5 separate regions of the Homo sapiens genome follow, and regions 2, 3, 4 and 5 are each linked to region 1. The links are chromatin contacts, found by Hi-C or POLR2A ChIA-PET in ENCODE. All regions are on one chromosome and are shown on one strand. The core of a region is the stretch at or near the end of the contact, and the rest is flanking DNA. Distances in the headings are between cores, read along the strand shown.

The links. Hi-C counts contacts between places; a loop is a spot of excess contacts on that map. ChIA-PET counts read pairs that join two places held with the same protein, here RNA polymerase II (POLR2A). Pooled maps may share reads with other maps.
Region 2: a pooled map shows a loop between it and region 1 (7-fold over the local background). The contact joins two enhancer-like sites. A Hi-C loop is called at or near these places in 1 of 168 maps with a recorded cell type or tissue (naive thymus-derived CD4-positive, alpha-beta T cell), 12 of 37 single-sample maps with no recorded cell type and 12 of 50 pooled maps. POLR2A ChIA-PET finds 5 or more read pairs at or near these places in 2 of 52 experiments (OCI-LY7 and activated CD4-positive, alpha-beta T cell).
Region 3: a map of naive thymus-derived CD4-positive, alpha-beta T cell shows a loop between it and region 1 (13-fold over the local background). The contact joins two enhancer-like sites. A Hi-C loop is called at or near these places in 3 of 168 maps with a recorded cell type or tissue (CD8-positive, alpha-beta T cell, naive thymus-derived CD4-positive, alpha-beta T cell and ovary) and 11 of 50 pooled maps. POLR2A ChIA-PET finds 5 or more read pairs at or near these places in 1 of 52 experiments (activated CD4-positive, alpha-beta memory T cell).
Region 4: a loop to region 1 is called in a map of B cell, with 2.4 times the contacts of the local background. The contact joins two enhancer-like sites. A Hi-C loop is called at or near these places in 1 of 168 maps with a recorded cell type or tissue (B cell), 3 of 37 single-sample maps with no recorded cell type and 9 of 50 pooled maps. POLR2A ChIA-PET finds 5 or more read pairs at or near these places in 1 of 52 experiments (OCI-LY7).
Region 5: a map of naive thymus-derived CD4-positive, alpha-beta T cell shows a loop between it and region 1 (2.6-fold over the local background). The contact joins the promoter of ADO here to the enhancer-like site in region 1. A Hi-C loop is called at or near these places in 7 of 168 maps with a recorded cell type or tissue (B cell, CD4-positive, alpha-beta T cell, CD4-positive, alpha-beta memory T cell and 2 more), 20 of 37 single-sample maps with no recorded cell type and 14 of 50 pooled maps. POLR2A ChIA-PET finds 5 or more read pairs at or near these places in 7 of 52 experiments (B cell, OCI-LY7, Panc1 and 4 more).

What each region holds. Positions count from the first base shown.
Region 1 is chr10:62,525,514-62,529,142 of GRCh38, reverse strand. No RefSeq gene overlaps it. Among named protein-coding and RNA genes, the nearest start is that of ZNF365, 150 kb to the right of the region's middle. RefSeq lists an enhancer at 1,593-1,812. Within about 2 kb of position 1,687, at least 5 of the 41 ENCODE cell types and tissues checked have a DNase peak (open chromatin) inside an H3K27ac peak, as active enhancers do; they include B cell and OCI-LY7, where a contact is called at or near this core.
Region 2 is chr10:62,043,915-62,047,543 of GRCh38, reverse strand. All of the region lies in intron 4 of ARID5B (AT-rich interaction domain 5B), which reads right to left. Among named protein-coding and RNA genes, the nearest start is that of ARID5B, 140 kb to the right of the region's middle. RefSeq lists enhancers at 1-5, 796-935, 1,066-1,115. Within about 2 kb of position 1,708, at least 10 of the 41 ENCODE cell types and tissues checked have a DNase peak (open chromatin) inside an H3K27ac peak, as active enhancers do; they include OCI-LY7, where a contact is called at or near this core.
Region 3 is chr10:62,182,001-62,185,629 of GRCh38, reverse strand. It overlaps a transcript of RTKN2 not described here. Among named protein-coding and RNA genes, the nearest start is that of LINC02621, 75 kb to the left of the region's middle. Within about 2 kb of position 2,094, at least 5 of the 41 ENCODE cell types and tissues checked have a DNase peak (open chromatin) inside an H3K27ac peak, as active enhancers do.
Region 4 is chr10:62,241,906-62,245,534 of GRCh38, reverse strand. All of the region lies in intron 3 of RTKN2 (rhotekin 2), which reads left to right. Among named protein-coding and RNA genes, the nearest start is that of LINC02621, 15 kb to the left of the region's middle. Within about 2 kb of position 2,079, at least 12 of the 41 ENCODE cell types and tissues checked have a DNase peak (open chromatin) inside an H3K27ac peak, as active enhancers do; they include B cell and OCI-LY7, where a contact is called at or near this core.
Region 5 is chr10:62,803,100-62,806,728 of GRCh38, reverse strand. ADO (2-aminoethanethiol dioxygenase) reads right to left here and starts at 2,009. Exons shown (of 1, transcript NM_032804.6): 1 at 1-2,009. The coding sequence starts at 1,669. The coding sequence ends at 857. RefSeq lists enhancers at 1,405-1,524, 1,995-2,254 and a silencer at 1,705-1,954.

The sequences.
Region 1 (3,629 bases), core at 438-2,937:
CCTTCAGTAGGAGAGATGGGGTGGAGTGTGCTTACTCCATCTTCCTTGGAACCAGAACTCTTAAGTATGCTTTTAAAATTATTTTCAAAAGTGCCACTATTTTCATCTCATCTAGATTAAATTCAAGACCCAAGTGATAATTTCATTGGCCATCATTAGTTCTGTTACAGGCTATAGATGAAAACAGTCTTGGAGTCAATTCTTTTACATGTGACATTATCTTGAGTAAATTACCTATTGAGACTCTGTGTGTCAGTACTCTTACCTTCACGATAGGGACACAGGTCAGAGATAGCAATTAGTAATTAGTTAGAAATACATTGCAGTAGTCTAGGAAAGAAGTAATAGTGGCTCAGATCAGAGTAGTCATCATAGTAACACAGAGAGCCTCTTTGGCTTTTTTCATCTCACATTCATAGTCTATCCACCTTGATTTTCAAGATAAACAAGAGGATGTGGTCAAACAAAAAAGAGTCACTGTTTCAGTTCTTTTTTTTTTTTTTTCTGCCTCAAACAGAACCTTGATCTTTGTTAAAGTTCAGTATGAGGAACTGGTTTTGAATATTCGAGAGAAGAGAAAGTTTAGGAGTGAGGCTAGAGTAGGGCTGGAAACAGCATAGTTGTCTTCAAATAGCTAAAGGACTGTTTAATAGAAGAAACACTAAATGTATTATAAGCAAGCAGACACAAATAGAACTAAAGGAAAGACATTACAAGGAATCAGTTTAGCTTAATGGCAGGAAGAACTTGGTAATGGTTAAAGCTGTCTGTCTTAGTCTGTTTTCTGTTGCTTATAACAAAATACCTGAAACCGGGTAATTTATAAAGAAAAGGCATTTATTTGAACAGCAGGAAAATGGTGGATAGAAGGCAGGACTAACTTCCAGCTCCCACTCAGATGGACAGAGCAGCTTGTGGAGATGCACATTGTAAACTTTTACTCCAAGAACTACTGCAGGAACATACCCGGAAAGCCTAGAGAATCCACAGACCCTTTGAAGGAAGCAGATTGCTCCTGCAGGCCCCAGAAGATGGTTGAAAAAATGTGAGTGCCCAAAGTGTGAAAGGGGGATTGTCTGCCCTTGAACACACACCTTCACGGGGGAAACTGAAGGTCCAGATAATGGGAGAAGGATTTGATCTTACCTAGAGTTGAGACAAATTTAGAGAGCTAAGCAAAATACAAGGGTAGAAGTAGTGGGAAGAGCCCTGTGGGCTCTCTCGGTCCCCAGGGAAGCCATTTCTGACTTAGTCTCACAGAGATCCTTGGGAAGGGCTGCCAGAGGAACTGGGAAAAGACCACAGGGAGAAAGAAACTTCCAGCTGAACTTTGTAACAATTTCAACTGAACACAAATTTCCTCGATAGAAACTGGGGGAGGAGGTGAATCGGGAGTGGATACACAGCACAGAAGCCGCAGCAGGCAGGGAGGCACAAGACCTGAAAGCCCTGCTTGCTTTCTCAGCTAAAAGGCTAGTAGCCTGTGGCAAGTTCTCAGCCCTGCTCACTGGCTGCCTGGAAATAAACTCAGTGCTGTTGGTGGGGGCATGGTGGGAGTGAGACCAGCCTCTTGGGCTGCATGGGAGCTAGGTGAAGCCTGTAACTGCCAGCTTTCCCCGACTTCCCTGGTGACCTGCATGACACATCAGAGGCAGCTACAATCCCCCTGGGAACATAACTTCACTGGCCTGAGAACCACATCCCCATACCCCACAGCAGCTGCAGCAAGCCCCACCCAAGGAGAGCCTGAGCTCAGACAGGCCTAACCCTGCCCCGACCTGATGGTCTTTCTCTACCCACCCTTGTAGCCAAAGACAAAGGACATAATCTCTTCGGAGCTCTAGGGCTCCACCCACTGCCTTGATCCTCCCTATACTATGGCAACTGATGCTCCCCTGAAAGTGCCACCTCCTGGCTGGAGGCCAACAAATACAAAACTAGTGCAATAGACAAAACTACAACTAAGGACCCTCACAGAATCCATTTCACTCCCCTGCCAACTCCACCAAAACAGGTGCTGGTATCCAAGACTGAGACACCTGAAGATGGTAGACATGAAAATGGTTCACATCACAGGACTTTGGTCAGACACTCCCCAGTACCAGCCCAGAACCCAGTAGCTCCACTGAGTGGCTACATCCAGAAGAGAAATAACTGCAGTTTGGCTCTCAGGAAGCCACATCCTTAGGGGAAGGGGAGAGCACTACATCAAGGGAGCACCCCTTGGGACAAAGAATCTGAACAGCAGCTCTTGAGTCCCAGATCTTCCCTCTGACATAGTCTGTCCAAATGAGAAGGAATCAGAAAAACAGTTTTGGTAAAATGACAAAACATGTTTCTTTAACACCTCCAAAAGATCACACTAGCTCACCAGCAATGGATCCAAACCAAGAAGAAGTCTCTGAATTGCCAGAAAAAAAATTCAGAAGGTCGATTATTAAGCAAATTAAGGAGACACCAGAGAAAGATGAAGTCCAACTTAATGAAACCAAAACAATGATACAGGAAATGAAGGTGATATGGTTTGGCTGTGTCCCCACCCAAATCTCATCTTGAATTGTAGCTCCCATAATCCCTATGTGTCATGGGAGGGACACAGTGGGAGGTAATTGAATCATGGGAGCAGAGTTTTTCCCATGCTGTTCTCATGATAGTGAATAAGTCTCATGAGATCTGATGGTCTTATTAAGGGCAATTCCCCTGCACATGCTTTCTTGCAGCCATGTAAGATGTGCCTTTGCTCTTCCTTTGCCTTCTGCCATGATTGTGAGGCCTCCCCAGCCATGTGGAACTGTGAGTCCATAAAACCTCTTTTTCTTTATAAATTACCAAGTCTTGGGTATTTCTTCGTAGCAGTATGAAAATGGACTAATACAGAAGGGAAAAATCTTCGGTGAAATAGCATAAATAGAAAACAATCACAATTTTTGGAAATGAAGGACATACTTAGAGAAATGCAAAATACACTGGGAAGTCTCAGCAACAGAATCGAACAAGCAGAAGAAAGAACTTCAGAGCTCAAAAACAGGTTTTCAAATTAACCCAATCCAACAAAGACAAAGAAAATAGAATTTTTTAAAAAATGAACAAAGCCTCCAAGAAGTTTGGGACTATGTAACTAAACCTAAAAATAATTTGTGTTCCTTAGAAAGAAGAAATCTAACAAGTTTGGAAAACATATTTGAGGGAAAAATCAAGGCAAACTTTCCTAGCCTTGCCAGAGACCTAGACATCCAAATACAAGAAGCTCAAAAAAACACCTGGGAAATTTATCACAAAAAGATCATTGCCTAGGCACATAGTCATCAGGTTATCTGAAGTCAAGATGAAGGAAATAAATCTTAAGAGCTGTGAGGCAAAAACACCAGGTAACCTATAAAGGAAAACATATGAGATTAACAGCAGATTTCTCAGCAGAAACCCTACAAGCTAGAAGGGATTGGGGCCCTATCTCTAGCCTCCTTAAACAAAACAATTATCAGCTAAGAATTTTGTAACCAGTGAAACTAAGCTTCATAAATGAAGAAAAGATACAGGTTTTTTTTTAGACAAACAAATACTAAGAGAATTCACCACTATAAAGCCTGCACTACAAGAACTGCTAAAAGGAGCTCTAAATCTTGAAACAA
Region 2 (3,629 bases), core at 459-2,958, 480 kb after region 1:
AGGTGAGACTGATCTCTACCAAGAAAAAGCTCTGCTAGGGAGAGAGCAGTACCCTTACTGATAGCATATCTGGCTTCAGTCAGTTTTATTAGAAAAAAAACAGTGCAAAGCAATAGACGTACTGTTACTTTTACGTGTGTATATGATTCACTGGCCTGGCTTATCACAGAGTTCAGTAAATGCTCTTTGCATGAATGTTTTCAGTATTATACATGAATAATAAGAGTAGCTAAGTGAATAATAATAGTAGCTAACCATTTCTGAGCACTTTCTCTGTACAAGTCACTCTTCTGAGTGCTTTGCATACAATAATTCCACTAAAACTCACAGCAAGCCAAAGAGGAAGGCATGATCCTTATCCCCATCTTACAGACCAGGAAACTGAGACAGAGATGAAATTACTTGTCTCAGACCATACAAATGGTTACTGGCAGCAGAAGGATTTCAACACAGGCAACTGGACTTTATCCAGAGCCCCTGCTTTAAGCAACTTATCTCTAACAGACACACACACAGACACACACACACACACACACACACAGACACACACACATTGCCTCAAAATGAAGTATTCATACTAACTTGGGCTGGCAGTCACCAGGGAGCTCTCCGCAAATGAAAACACTCAAGTACTACATAGCACGAGGGTGCTGCAGCCCACCCCAGACAGGAAACACTGTCCGACAGAATTGACAGCGAGTGGGGTCCCCTTTAGTCTTGACCCAGCAGTAGGTGGCAAGACTCCCACTAAGGCCAATAAAACTTAGTCAGAGAGCCCTACATATTACCCTCCTTAACCAGTGGGCCACTGACTCTTCTGCCTAATCAGTGAAAGATCTCTGTGGTTTAAAAAAAAAATCTTTCCCCTCTGACTGCCCATCTGTTCCTCTTACTCAGTGCCAAGAAATTAACAACTATTCACCTTTGTGAAGTCACTGCTATTTCTATAGGTGTTAATCCTCAGAGAATCAAGCTACCTCCAGAGCTCCAGGCTACTCTGACAGCTAACCCATGTTTGTTTTTTCTTTTTAAACTCCTTCAAATATTAATGAATTATAGTCTATTTTCTCAACAATATAGCAAAACAAGTTTGTTTTTCTTAAAGGGTCTAGAAGCTGAGTTGCAGACAATTTGTTTATATATTTATTTCACTACGGGTTCACACAAGTTACATGGCAGGGCAGTGCAGGTGTGGGAAACTTTTATGTCAACCCCAACTCTTGCAATAATAATAATAAAACAAAGGGAAATGTAACCAGTTACTGGCAAAGTAAATTGCTTTTGGCTTAAATGTTCCTGTTTTTTTCTACTGTGTTCTTCCTGTCATGACCGTCTCTTTTTTTTAATAGCATTTATGCTCTTGGAAATACCACGAAGATAGATAAACTGCTATAAAAGCTGGATTGACTCATCAGTTAACAACTCTTCCTTCCCATTTTGCAGAGAGACTTGTTGCCAACACAGCTACATATTCTCTCGAGAAATTCTTTGTGAGCTTCCACTCAGAGATAGGATTTACTTGTTGGTAGGGACTGGAATCAGGGGAATGGAAAACCAGCACAATTTTCCTAAGAGTTTGACCCCCGAGGTCAATGTCTAGAGAAGTCGGCGGAGCGTTAACTCATTCGATTTGCAAGTTGCGTGTGTCTTTTAAACACGAGCCAGAAAACAAAACTCCACTGATCACAGTATTAGGGAAGACAAACATTGTTCTATGTATAGTATGCGTTACTGATAATACCCTGCATTTCTGTAATGCTTTTCCTCTGAGGATATCAATTCTCTGGCACATTTTCTTTTCAGACAATAATCTTAAAATACTGGCTGGGCACTTTGGGAGGCTGAGGCGGGTGGATCACGTGGTCAGGAGTTCGAGACCAGCCTGGTTAACATAGTGAAACCCTGTCTCTACCAAAAATACAAAAATTAGCCAGGCATGGTGGTGTGCACCTGTAGTCCCAGCTACTCGGGAGGCTGAGGCAGGAGAATCTCTTGAACCCGGGAGGCGGTGGTTGTGGTGAGCCAAGATCGCACCACTGCACTCCAGCCTGGGCAGGCAACAGAGCAAGACTTCGTCTAAAAAAAAAAAAAAAAAATACCCTGGCAAGTTTCAGCATGGAGCATTGCTCTTTCGGGGGGGAGGAGTAACCTACCCTAATTTAGTTATCATTTACTGTGTTCTATTTTCAATGTTTCCCTTTTAACTATTTGGAAACTTCCTCTTTCATTACAACAAAAATAGAACGAATGTTTTTAAAGTTATTAACGTATGAGTAAAAGACTTAGAAACCAAGAATGGCAGAAGGCTTGATCAAAGCCACTCCTAAAATTTATGGGTGTAATGAAAGAAAGGCATTTCACAGATAATCTCTTACAGAATTTCAGTTTTCAAATATGTGGGGGAACAAAAGAAAACTAGAAGCTCTCAGACCTCATTTTGGCTTTAACTTAAAGCCAATATTTAAAAATTCATAAATAAGTCCCTGAAATTTTTATTTCAAATCCACAGTTATATTTCATATAGTGACCATTGGTATTAAATTTCTATTCAATTGTTTGAATCTTTCTACAAATTCACAAAACACTGATCACATACGAATTTAGGAAATATTCAAGTTTATTTTCATTCTGTTTTCCCAAAATCAGTCTTCCACACCCAACAGAAATGCCTGAGAAGCAATTGCATTGTATGAGATATAAACACACTGGGCCATTGACAAGCACAACTTGATCCTGCGCGACGTTCTAACTCTGATGATGAATTTTGAACAATAGATATGGAAACACAATACTGCAAAAGTTTCATTATTTGGCAATTGTTCTGACAGTTTCCTCTTCAGAGTAATTATTTTTTCTCAGATAAAGGCATTAAAAAGATGAAGCCCTGGTGGTGGCTCATGACTGTAATCCCAGCACTTTGGGAGGTGGGAATATTGCTTGACCGGGAACTTGAGACCAGCTTGGGCAATGTAATGAGACCCCTGTTTCTACGAAAATTAGTTGGGTGTGGTGGCATGTGCCTGTAGTCCTAGCTAGTTGGGAGGCTGAGGTGAGATGATTATTTGAGTTCAGCAGTTTGAGGCTGCAGTGAGCCTAGACTGTGCCACTGCTCTCCAGCCTGGGTGACAGAGTGAGACCTTGTCTCTTAAAAAAAAAAAAAAAAAAAAAGAGCAAATGAACCCAGAGTCTGGAACCCAAATTCTAGAGCCAGATTTAAACACTTTTCATGTTCAAATGTCATCAAGAGCAGACAACCCCAATCACTAATGGATGGATGTGCCCTAGAGAAATTTTACACTCATCACACTGGATATCATGCGATATAAAGACCTGGACTTTGAGTTTCCAAGTGTGCTTTTGCCCAAGTCATACCCCTACACTGCTTGAACCACAAACTACAATTTAGCATTTCCAATGAACTCTGCTCTCACAGAATCCAAGTGCTTGTTCTTCCTCCTGGAAGGGTGAGCAGTTGTGGTGTTAGAAAGAACATTTAAAAAAAAAAAAAAAGAAGCTGGCTTCATATGAGGTCGTCACTTTGCCTCTTTGTCAAAATCATTGAGAGCCCCAAGAGTCAACAATGAGAGTAATGTATTACTGCCTTTGCTATACCTGGATTGCTTGGGCAG
Region 3 (3,629 bases), core at 845-3,344, 340 kb after region 1:
TCTTTTTTTTTTGAGACGGAGTCTTGCTCTGTTGCCAGGCTGGAGTGCAGTGGCACGATCTCCATTCACTACTGCAACCTCCACCTCCCGGGTTCAAGCGGTTCTCCTGCCTCAGCCTCCTGAGTAGCTGGGATTACAGGTGCCCGCCACCACACCCAGCTAATTTTTGTATTTTTAGTAGAGACGGGGTTTCACCAACTTGGCCAGGCTGGTCTCGAACTCCTGACCTCATGATCTGCCCACTTCGGCCACCCAAAGCACTGGGATTACAGGCCTGAGCCACCGTGCCCAGCCTGCCAAAAGCAATCTTTGAATCAAAGCTGGAAGAACTGATGCAATCAATATTCCTTAGTTTGGGACTGACTTGGTGCCTGAGTACCAGTCAACTTGGAGGATCTGCCATACAAATTATGAGGGTTTTTTTTTTTTTAACTGTGGAGGTCCTATTTTTGATAGATTATAGAAATAAGGAGTGACAAGTCAAGCTGTCATGAGAGGAGAGTCATCTAAAGTTAGTACTGAAAACAGAAATTTGGCTGGCAAATTAGTTAGAAAAGGGAGGCAGAACAATGGGAAAATTTTTTGCAAGATTTCCTGGGAGTTGGGGATGGTGATGATGGCAGGGGCCCTGGAGTGACCGCTTACCAATTAGTGGTTTACCTGTTAACTTTGGCAGATGTTTTACCAGTGAATGGTAAGATTTCTAATTGAGCTTCAGGCAAGACTGTCTAGTGAAAACTATACTTCTATTTACTCTTCAGTAACTAACAAGGCCTGTTTTTTTCTTTACTTAGTTCTTATTTGAGATCTTGGTTAAGAAATTATAAAATATAAATAGAATATTAGCGACTTGGGTTATTTGGTTGTTGAGAAAGGGTTCTCTAGAGAAAATATAATTTCATAACTGCAGTACTTATTCAATTAGACTAGGAAGGCTCCTCAGAGGTAATCTACTTCAACCTCTTTCTGTAGGCGGAAGCCATGCTCCCAACCAATCATATTCATGAATATCCAGCCTCTGTTTGACATTATTCTTTAAGGTTGTTTGCTTTTAGAATTTTCAGCCCATTTCTTGTAAGTTCCAGTTCTAAGAAAGGCTTTTTTACATATTAAGACAACTCATTTTTCCTGAAACTTGCAATCTTTTCCACTGACTGCCTTTTGTGATTCTGATTGGTGGTGACTTTCTGGTTTTCTCTTTACCTCTGTGGGTGACTAAAGGTGATTTTTTTTGTTTTTCAGAATAATAGTAATCAACTACATAATCTCCAGAAACTGCCAGCAACTTCCAAATTCCTCTTCACATAGCTTCTCAAATACTTCATTAGAACCAGTGTGAAAAATTTAAAATACAATGTGACATTTCTCTAGTAGAATGTAAGCTTCATGAGGGAAAAGACAACGCGTCTCCTTCCTGTATTCCTAGCACCCAGTACGGCACCTGACACATAATAGTGACCTTAGAAGAATATTTAAGAGTCATTGAGTAAACATTTTGTAGAGCTGTCCATGTTTATTTTCCATTCAGTGTTTACCAGGTGTCTGCTATTTGGACAGTCACTTCATTGTTCATTAGTACATGACTTTGGTAAATATATCTCCTGTGAAGAGAAATATTATAACTACTATGGCATTCAACACTGGTATTTCAGTTACTCAACTAATCCACCCACTGATGGAGTGAACCTTGAATTAAATGCTTTGAAGAATAAAGTGAATCTTGATAAAAATCAAAGGCTGAAGAAATCTTGTTTGACAGAAGGCATGAACAAAAATGCTAAAATTAATACTGTTTGTGGAGAAACACTCATTCCACCGCAGACTAAATGGAGTTCATGAGTATCAAAATGCCTATGTGATCAAAAGGCAGAAACAGCTTCTTTTTACTAGGTCTGTTAATATTCCAGGACTCATAATATTGTGCCTACATGAGCACCTGTGTTTGTGGTAACTCAAAGTATTTGAACACCTTATCTCATCCAACCTCAAATTTCCTGTGAGGTATTTAAGCACCGAGAGCTCTTGGTACTGTTTTCAAGATGAAGCAGATGAATTAGAGAGGCTGTTCACACACCAAATTTCACAGAAGCCTATGGAGGAAATGACGGGGAGACTTACCAGTTAACACCCAGTTGCAGAAATCAATGTCAGAGCTTGAAAGGACCTTATAAACCCCTGATCCAATGTGGACTTTCCTAGTAAGACTTCTGTTTGCAGTGACTTGGTTCATTTCACCAACCACAAGAATTTTAAGTAATTTTTAATCATAAAAGTAACATAGAACATAGTAATACATATATACGTACATACATGATACAGAAAGGTATCAAAAAACAAAAACATATATTACTTCCTCCTCTAACATTCCAGTGCCAGTTTCCAAAGATTCCTATTACCCAGAGGTAACCACTGTTAATAATTTTTAATGTATATTTCCAAAAATTTTTTATGCATTTAGAAATGTGTGCATGTGGGTGATGGGTGCACCAAAATCTCAGAAATCACCACTAAAGAACTTACTCATGTAACCAAACACCATGTGGTCCCCCAAAAACCTATTGAAATAAATAAATAATAACATAATAAAGACTTAATAAAAAGTAAAATAAAAATGTGTACATGTATACATACACGCAATGACAGTTGGTCCTCAAATAACATCATTCCATTCAGTGTCATTTCATTATACTGTTGATTGGAAAAAAATTGATTTCTGCCCGGGGCCCCTGTCTGTGTGGAGTTCCCATGTTCTCCCCATGTCTGTGTGGGTTTTCTCTGGGTATTCTGGTTTCCTCCCACATCCCAAAGATGTGCATGTCAGGTGAATTGGTGTGTCTACATTGTCCCAGCCTGTGTGGGTGTGTGTGTGAGGTGCCCCCTGCTAGGGTATGGCGTCCTGGCCAGGGTGGCTTCCGCTTTGCACCCTGAGCTGCTGGGGTGGACTCTGGCCACCCTCAACCCTCATCTGGAATAATTGGGTAATAATTATCTTGTTTTTATTAATCTTTCTTAAAAGTATATATAGTTCGCATTTATTTCAGTGTTTAATATTAGAAGTGTTTTACTCTTTAGAAGTTTGGTGATGTTTTTGTGACCAGAAATATGCCATAGGAACTTAGCTCTTGTTTATATCAATTAGCCTGCAGTAATTTGGTTCCATTGTGTGTTTCCTTAAAGCTGAAGTTTCCAAGTACCTACTGATGACGTTAAGTGAGGACTTAACTTGTGTGTTGCAGCTCCTATTAAATTGCTGCACTTGGAAGCATAGTAGTCATTTCAAACTTTAAAAAGATCTTCTGCTATTCTGTTCCAATTCTGACCTTCTCACAGTTTTATTCATCTAGTAAACACCAACTCGATCCTTCCAGTTGCTCAGGTCAAAACCTTTAAGTCATCTTTGGTTCCTCTCTATCCAAAACACCATCTATCTAATTCACCAGCAAATCTTATTGAGTATATGTTAAAAATATCTCCAGAATCCAACCACTTATCACCATCTCCATTGCTTCCACCCTAACTCAAGCCACTAGCATCTGTTGCCTGAATTATTACAATAGCCTTCTAACTGGTCTCCCTACTACTACATAGCTTTCTACTGTCTATACTCAGGATAGCAGACAGAAGGATCC
Region 4 (3,629 bases), core at 830-3,329, 280 kb after region 1:
CAGTGACTCTTGGATGGATGGCTGCTCTTCATTGCCTGTAGTGTAAAGACCAAACATTTTTCTCCAGTCTTCCATTTTGACCCAATTTTTTTTCTAGTCATATCTTCTATTACTCCTAAACATAAGCTGTCGCCTTTAGCAGACATTTCTCTCCTTGTCCTGGCAACATAACCCATGCTTCTGACACCCAATTAGCTTGTGAAATAACTACATTCTCTTAAATATCTGTTTGTTTATCTATATATAATATAATCTCTGTTACCGTTCCAACTAGAAAGGATGTTTCCTTTCTCTCAATTCCTAATGCAGTTAGGAGACCCTTCACCACTAGATGGCACTTATGCTGTGCAGTCTCAGTTTCTCCAAAGTGTTCAGGAAGCTAAAGACAATGGCTTGGAGATGCCACAGATTGAAATGAATACATGGCTGACTCGTGTGTACACTAGTCAGATAATGCACTTTTACAAATATTTTCTTATCAGTACATTTTTGAAACAATAGTATATACCTCCATTGGTCCTTAAGTAATCACTAGGTTATTGGCTAAAAGTCTTGTACTAGAGAGCCTGCTGCTACATTTGAGGTACTGTCACCTAAGGAACTGTTTCTAGTAATATTTTTCTGGATAAACAAAATTATCACACAGGACGGTAGACCTACATTTTACAAAGTACGTAAATGGCCAAAATCTGAAGAATTGCATTCAGCTAAGCAAAATATTCTTCAGAAAATAACTGGAATATGTAAAAATTTGTTGCTTGTTTTATAGTTATTTATATTTGTTTTTATCTTTATAATACAAAACAAAACATGTTTTATCCTTGTATTCTTTTGCTATCAAACATGTATTTTTATGTGGTATTGTTCATTATGTGCAATAAATTTTTTGTGAATAAATTACTATAGATCTTTGAGATTTTATAAAAACTAAACATATCCTTCATTTCTTGCTTCTAATATAGTGTCACTCAGTATATAAATGACATATGTTAAGTTGCTGTTAAACACTCAAATGCCATGATAGTCAACATCTATTGTCATTTCATAACAGTTTATTGATTGTAGCAATTCATAATATTAGAAATAACTGTACATTTAGAAGGAGGCTCAAGTAAAAGTATTTAAAATAAAATAAAAAACTATTTCCTGCCCACAATTACTCAAGTGTAAAAATTGAACTTATTTCTGCATGTGTTTCTTCTTTCCAAAAGATAATTTTAAATTAAGGAACGGAAACTCTGAGAAAATCGGATACTTACGTAATGTCTTTTCATCTTTGCCTAGACTTAATTATATCTTGTATGTGTTTGTAAAAACAAAATAAAAAATGAATTCACCTTTATAAATCCATTTTTTCTTGATATTGGGATGAAAATGTGACCTTTGTTTTGGTAAAGATGAATATTTGCAACAAAGTGTCATAATGTTTTGAGATTACATTGATAGCCAGAAAATACCTGGGTTTTCTGTTTCCAGCTACATCACTCCCTGGCCAGGTCTTTATGAAACTAAATCACAAATTTATTATTTCTGCTGAACATCAAATATTTACCATATGTAAATGTAGTATTTACCGTAATTATATTGTGGTAATTAGCTTAGTCACCGACTACTAATTTAATGAATAAACCAAATCAGTTCACCAAGTACCTTAGTTTTCACTTTTGAAAATGATAGACAGACTTCTGGGACTTGATAGCATCAAGTCAGCTGTCTTATTATGACTCTCCCAGTTTACCATTAAAATGGCAATGAAGACATAAAACAAGACAAAAGTTAGAGTACTGTAAACTGAAACTGAGCCATTTGCAAGAATCTGGAAGGAAGTTCTATCATTGGAAGCTGAATTCAGAAATAGAGTTGATGGGTTACAAATCCATTGCTATCTGAAGAGCACAAGACTACCTGGAAAATCGGTATCCAGCTTCTCCTCTTGTGGAGCTGATATCTACCCTCCTCTCTTCGGCATGGGATAGAAGAAGGCTGACCCACAGGTTGTGGGTGTACAGCAAAGGAAGTCAGGATCCATGTCCCTCCCATGATAGTGTAAATAGTTAATGCTCTGTTAATCCTAACAGAGCAAGAACAGCTGTGAATAAGTACAGTTGTGAAATGAAATGAGTCAGCAGCTGTGGTCAAGCAAGAAGAAGTGGACTTTTTGGCAGGATATCAGCCAAGTCATAATTACAAAACAATAAAGCATTCTCATAAAAATCAAAAACAAAATTACAATGTCTGTTATGCCAATATAATTTAACAATTTTAGAAGTTCTAGCTAAAATAATAAGAATAAAAGATGAAACTATTGAAAATAAATTCATAGGTGGGAATTGAGCAATGAGAACACATGGACACAGGAAGGGGAACATCACACACTGGGGACTGTTGTGGGGTGGGGGGAGGGGGGAGGGATAGCATTAGGAGATATATCTAATGCTAAATGATGAGTTAATGGGTGCAGCATACCAGCATGGCACATGTATACATATGTAACAAACCTGCACGTCGTGCACATGTACCCTAAAACTTAAAGTATAATAATAATAAAATTTAAAAAGTAAATAAATAGATAAATTGAATACTGTTTGAAGATAATAGATTGTAGGCCCAGCACAGTGGCTCATGCCTGTAATCCCAGCACACTGAGAGGCCAAAGCAGGCAGATCACTTGAGGTCAGGAGTTCGAGACCAACCTGGCCTACATGGTGAACCCCTTGTCTCTACTGAAAATCAAAAAATTAGCCGGGTGTGGTGGTGCATGCCCGTAAACCCAGCTACTCCAGAGGCTGAGGCAGGAGAATCACTTGAACCCCGGGGGCAGGGGTGGTAGGGGAGGATGGAGGTTGCAGTGAGATCGCACGATTGCACTCCAGCCTGGGTGGTAGAGCAAGACGCTGTCTCAAAAAAAAAAAGGTAATAGATTGTAGACTTACAAAACTTAAGAGAATTTACTGCAACACTATTTGAATGAATAAAGAATTCAGTAAAAGTGGCTGGATTCAAGATAAATATACAAAAAGTGGTAGTTTATCTTAAAATCAACAATAACTAATTAGAAAATATAATAGCAAAAAGATACCCTTTACAAGAAAACCTCCAAAAAACAAAAATATTAATTATTCAAGAATAACCTTAATAAAAATGTAAAGACAAATTATTATGCTATTCTGTGTAAAGATAGAATATTATAAAGTTATCAGTTCCCAAATTAATTTGGATAATGGAATACTAATAAAACACTTGGGAAAGGGAAATTTTGACAAAATTTGTTCTAAAATTTATATAAAGAAATTAGCAAGTAAGAGTAAGGTGTTTTCAAAAAAGAAATATATCTAACAAATTAGTAAGTATATTATAAAGGTACAATAGTTAACAGTAGTATAGTGTTGCCAGGCATGGTGGCTCATGCCTGTAATCCCAGCACTTGGGGAGGCCAAGGAGGGCAGATTGCTTGAGCCCAGAAGTTGAAGAACAGCCTAGCAAACATAGTGAACTCTGTCTCTACAAAAAAAAAAAAAAAAGTATAATAATTAGGCAGCCAGGCACAGTGGCTCACGCCTGTAATCCCAGCACTTTGGGAGGCCTAGGCAGGCGGATCACGAGGTCAGGAGATCAAGACCATCCTGGCT
Region 5 (3,629 bases), core at 760-3,259, 280 kb before region 1:
TTACTCTATCACCTTTTAAGGTACAGTAAGACAAGAAAAAAAGTCATGTGAGGATAATACAGTCTTTGCATTAAAGGTGAATCTGCAACATGAAATCTGCTCGACTCACAGATCTGGAGATTCATAGGGAAGATAAGCTCTAAGTGACCATGTCACAGAGATATGCAGGTGCTGAATTTCTTAGTAGATGCTGCCTGAGTAAACCAGATGTGGCTACTGGGCAAAGGGAGGAAAGAAAATAAATCTTGTCCTCTACATGCATAGTTATGTTGTGAGAATGATCCCCAAACTGAAAAAATCATTTAGTTTTCACAAGGAATTAATTAGGCAGGCCAGCTCACTTTAAACAGTAGCTCATCTCCTTAAACCTAGTTTTTACCAATGACTTGAACTAAAAACAATTCAAACCACTGGGTCATGCACAGTCAATAAGTTAAAAAACTATAAGAAAAAAAGGCATAAGGGCATGAGTGGAAAATAAACCCTATTTAACTAAGGGGTAGGGAGTGGGAGCAAGAAAACCACTTAGTATTTTGTATAGAATGGGGAAGAGAGGAAGATATTTTCATTATGGCTTTAGGATGGAAGCGCTTCAGATAGTCCCCTGCCCCATTCCTCCAAATCAAAGCCCCAGTGGCAGTGACAGTACCAGGAAACAATCTAGCCTCCCCGCCCACCCCGCCCCCATAACCGTGCCCGGCGGCTGCTGTCCAGTCGCCCGTGCTTCCCAAGGCTGCCGAGGAAGCGGCTGCTGCTCATTCCAGTAGATCCAACGCCCAGGCTAGGGGGTAGAGACACAGCCCTTGTGGTAGGGTAGGGCACGTCTTCGGCCCACCGCTCCTGGGCGCCAGTGGCTTCAAGGGAAGACCTTGGGACCTGGATAGGGTTCTCCCTCGCACCAGAAGTCATCGGCCTGTGGGGTCTCCAGGAGCCACACCTCTCGAGGCAGGTCACAGGCCGAGCTGGAGGCCTCCTTGGGCCTGACCGGCTCCAGCACCCGGTAATAGTGGCAGTCCCGGCCATCGTCCGGGTCGTAGGGCGGGGCCAGGATGTCCAGGAAGGCGGCAGGCCCTTCCACGGCGTCGATCTGGTGCAGGTTGTCCCGGTGCGGTGTGAGGATGCAGGGGCCGCTGGCCTCGGTGTACTCGGCCCGCGAACGCAGCACGCCCGGCCGCACGGCTTCTCGCTCCCGGGGCTGCAGCGGCGGCTCGAACTGCTGCTCGGGCGGCAAGGCCCGCGGCCGTTGCCCGCCGCCCGCGTCTAGCTTGTCCATGCAGCTGATGCGCACGGTGCCGTACAGCACCTTGAGCATGCCGTGCATGCCCGGGTGGTCGTGCAGCGGGATGGACGTGCCGCTCTTGAGCAGGAACACGCCCAGGCTGAAGCCGTCCGTCTCGTAGATGTGCATGTAGGTGACTGGCGGCAGGTTGGGCGGCAGCGGCTGCAGTGTGGCCTTGCGCGGGGCGATGTTCAAGTCCTCGGCGCGGAGCTGGGTCAGGAGGCTCTTCAGCTTGCTCAGGTTCTCGGGGAAGCCCGGCTGCATCGGCGCCTCCGGGCCAGAAGCCGCGTCGCGATCGGAAGCGCCGCGGCCGCCCCCGCTGCCCCGGAAGGTGAGGCAAGCCTGGCGGGCGATCCGTTGGATCAAGGAGGCCATGTTGTCTCGGGGCATGGTCGGCTGCTCCTCTGCGTGCCGGGACCGGCCCCCTCCTTTCCTCCGCCCCTTGCGGTCCCCGGCGGCCGCCACGGCTGCCCCCAGCCCGGGTCGAGGCGGGAGGCCCCGCAACCACCGGCCCGTCGGGCGCGCGGCACCGCCGCCAACCTCAGCAGCCACGCGCCCGCAACTGCCCGGCGCGCTCGCCTTGAGCCCCCTCTGAGCGCGCACGCGCACGCCCCACACCCCGCACTCACGCTCCGGGAGCAGATAGCGGCCGCGCAGACGGTGCCAGGCTTTGCCTTACGCCCGGCGCTCCATTCATGCGGCCCGCACCTACGACGGTGGCCGGGCGCCCGGGGACCCTGCGGAGCATGCCGGGACTTGTAGTCCGGCCTTCCGCTTGAGCTCTGAGATAGTTCAGTTTGTTGATTGGAAAATAGAGGAACTATTACACATGTTGGGCATAAAGCGATCTTTTTCAGGATGCAGAGGTGTTTTTCTTGTTTTAGAAAAGATGAATCGGGGTGGAAGATTAGTAGCCACTTGACTACAACTCCCGGCACTCCCCGCAGGGTGGAGTGACGCACTTCCGTCAGCTGGCCCCCGGAGTAGTGGAGGCTCTTGGCCTTCATAAGGAAAGGGGCAGGGAGGGTCGTTAACCTTCTGGCGCCGCGCTGGGGCCTGGTTAGCCATGCAGGGTCGCCTTCCTTTGGCCTTGCCCCTGGGAAGGAGGCTGTTGAGTCAGCCTTAGCTCCTCGTAGCGGCCTAGGCAGCACTGTCTCCCACGGGAATTGCAGGAGGGCGCTTTTATAATTTTGTGTTTCCTAGGAGGGGAGGGGGTCCAGGCCGTCCTCTGTGATCATCAAGGTTACTCGGCCCAGCTGGGCCCAGCTGGGCCCAGCTGTTGTTTGCATCAGGACCTGATGACGCTGCTCTTCTGGTTACAGAGCAGTATAGCTTTTTGCTGGAGAGACTTGAGAGGCCATTTACAGTGGTCGTGGATTCTGAACATACTAGTGGTTATCAAATCTTGGTTTGCCTGAGAAGGGGGAGCGGGCTTTTATAAATGCAGATTCCCTGTCGTCACCCAGAGATGGAGTTACTAGATGGTTCTGAGGCATCCTAGGAGAAATAGTGGTGTGCAACAGTCAGTTCAGTCAGTAATTGTGAAATTGTTTCACTACACAGAGGCATCCTTCTCCTTGGCGTGAACTAACTTTTGGCATAAGTAAATGACTAGAAAAGCAAGACATTAGATACTATGACTTTAAACTTAACCCTGAGTTTAAAGTCTTTTTGGATTCCAAAGCTGAACATGGGTTTCTTGTACATTTTGTAATTGGAGTGGTTCAGTGAATCCTCTCCAGTTAAAATAGGCATACTTTTTAAAGTGGATTACATAACCTGGCTAATGAGTACTCACAATATGCCAGGCACTGTGTTAAGTGCATTATATAATGAATGTTATACTATTTAATCCTTGCAGCAACTCTTAAGAGGCAGGCACTATTATTATTCCCAGATTGCAGATGAGGGAATAAGTTGTAGGATAGTGAATACTAAGTACCCAGCAAAGCATGAGCAGCAGAGCAGAAATAAGTACAGTCTTACCAAAAACAGCAGCTTGAATTGGTGTAAAAGCACCAAACGAGAGTCAGGATATTGTTGTTCCAGCCTACTGTGTGTACTTACAAGCTGTGTGTCGTTAGGCAAATCCTACCCTTTTAGGGCCTCAATTTATTCATTTGTAGAATGCCGGTGTTAAGGGAACAAAAGTTCTGAACCCTACTCATCAGAACCCCCTGGAGAGCTTAAAAAATAAAGATCTTGGGGTCACACCTCAGAGATTTTGATTCAGAAGAACTGGAGTGAAGCCTATTTTTTTGTGTGTGGTTTTTTTTTGTTTGTTTGTTTGTTTGTTTTGAGGGGTAACAAGGTTTATCGTGAAGAGCGAAATAACAAAGCTTCCACAGCT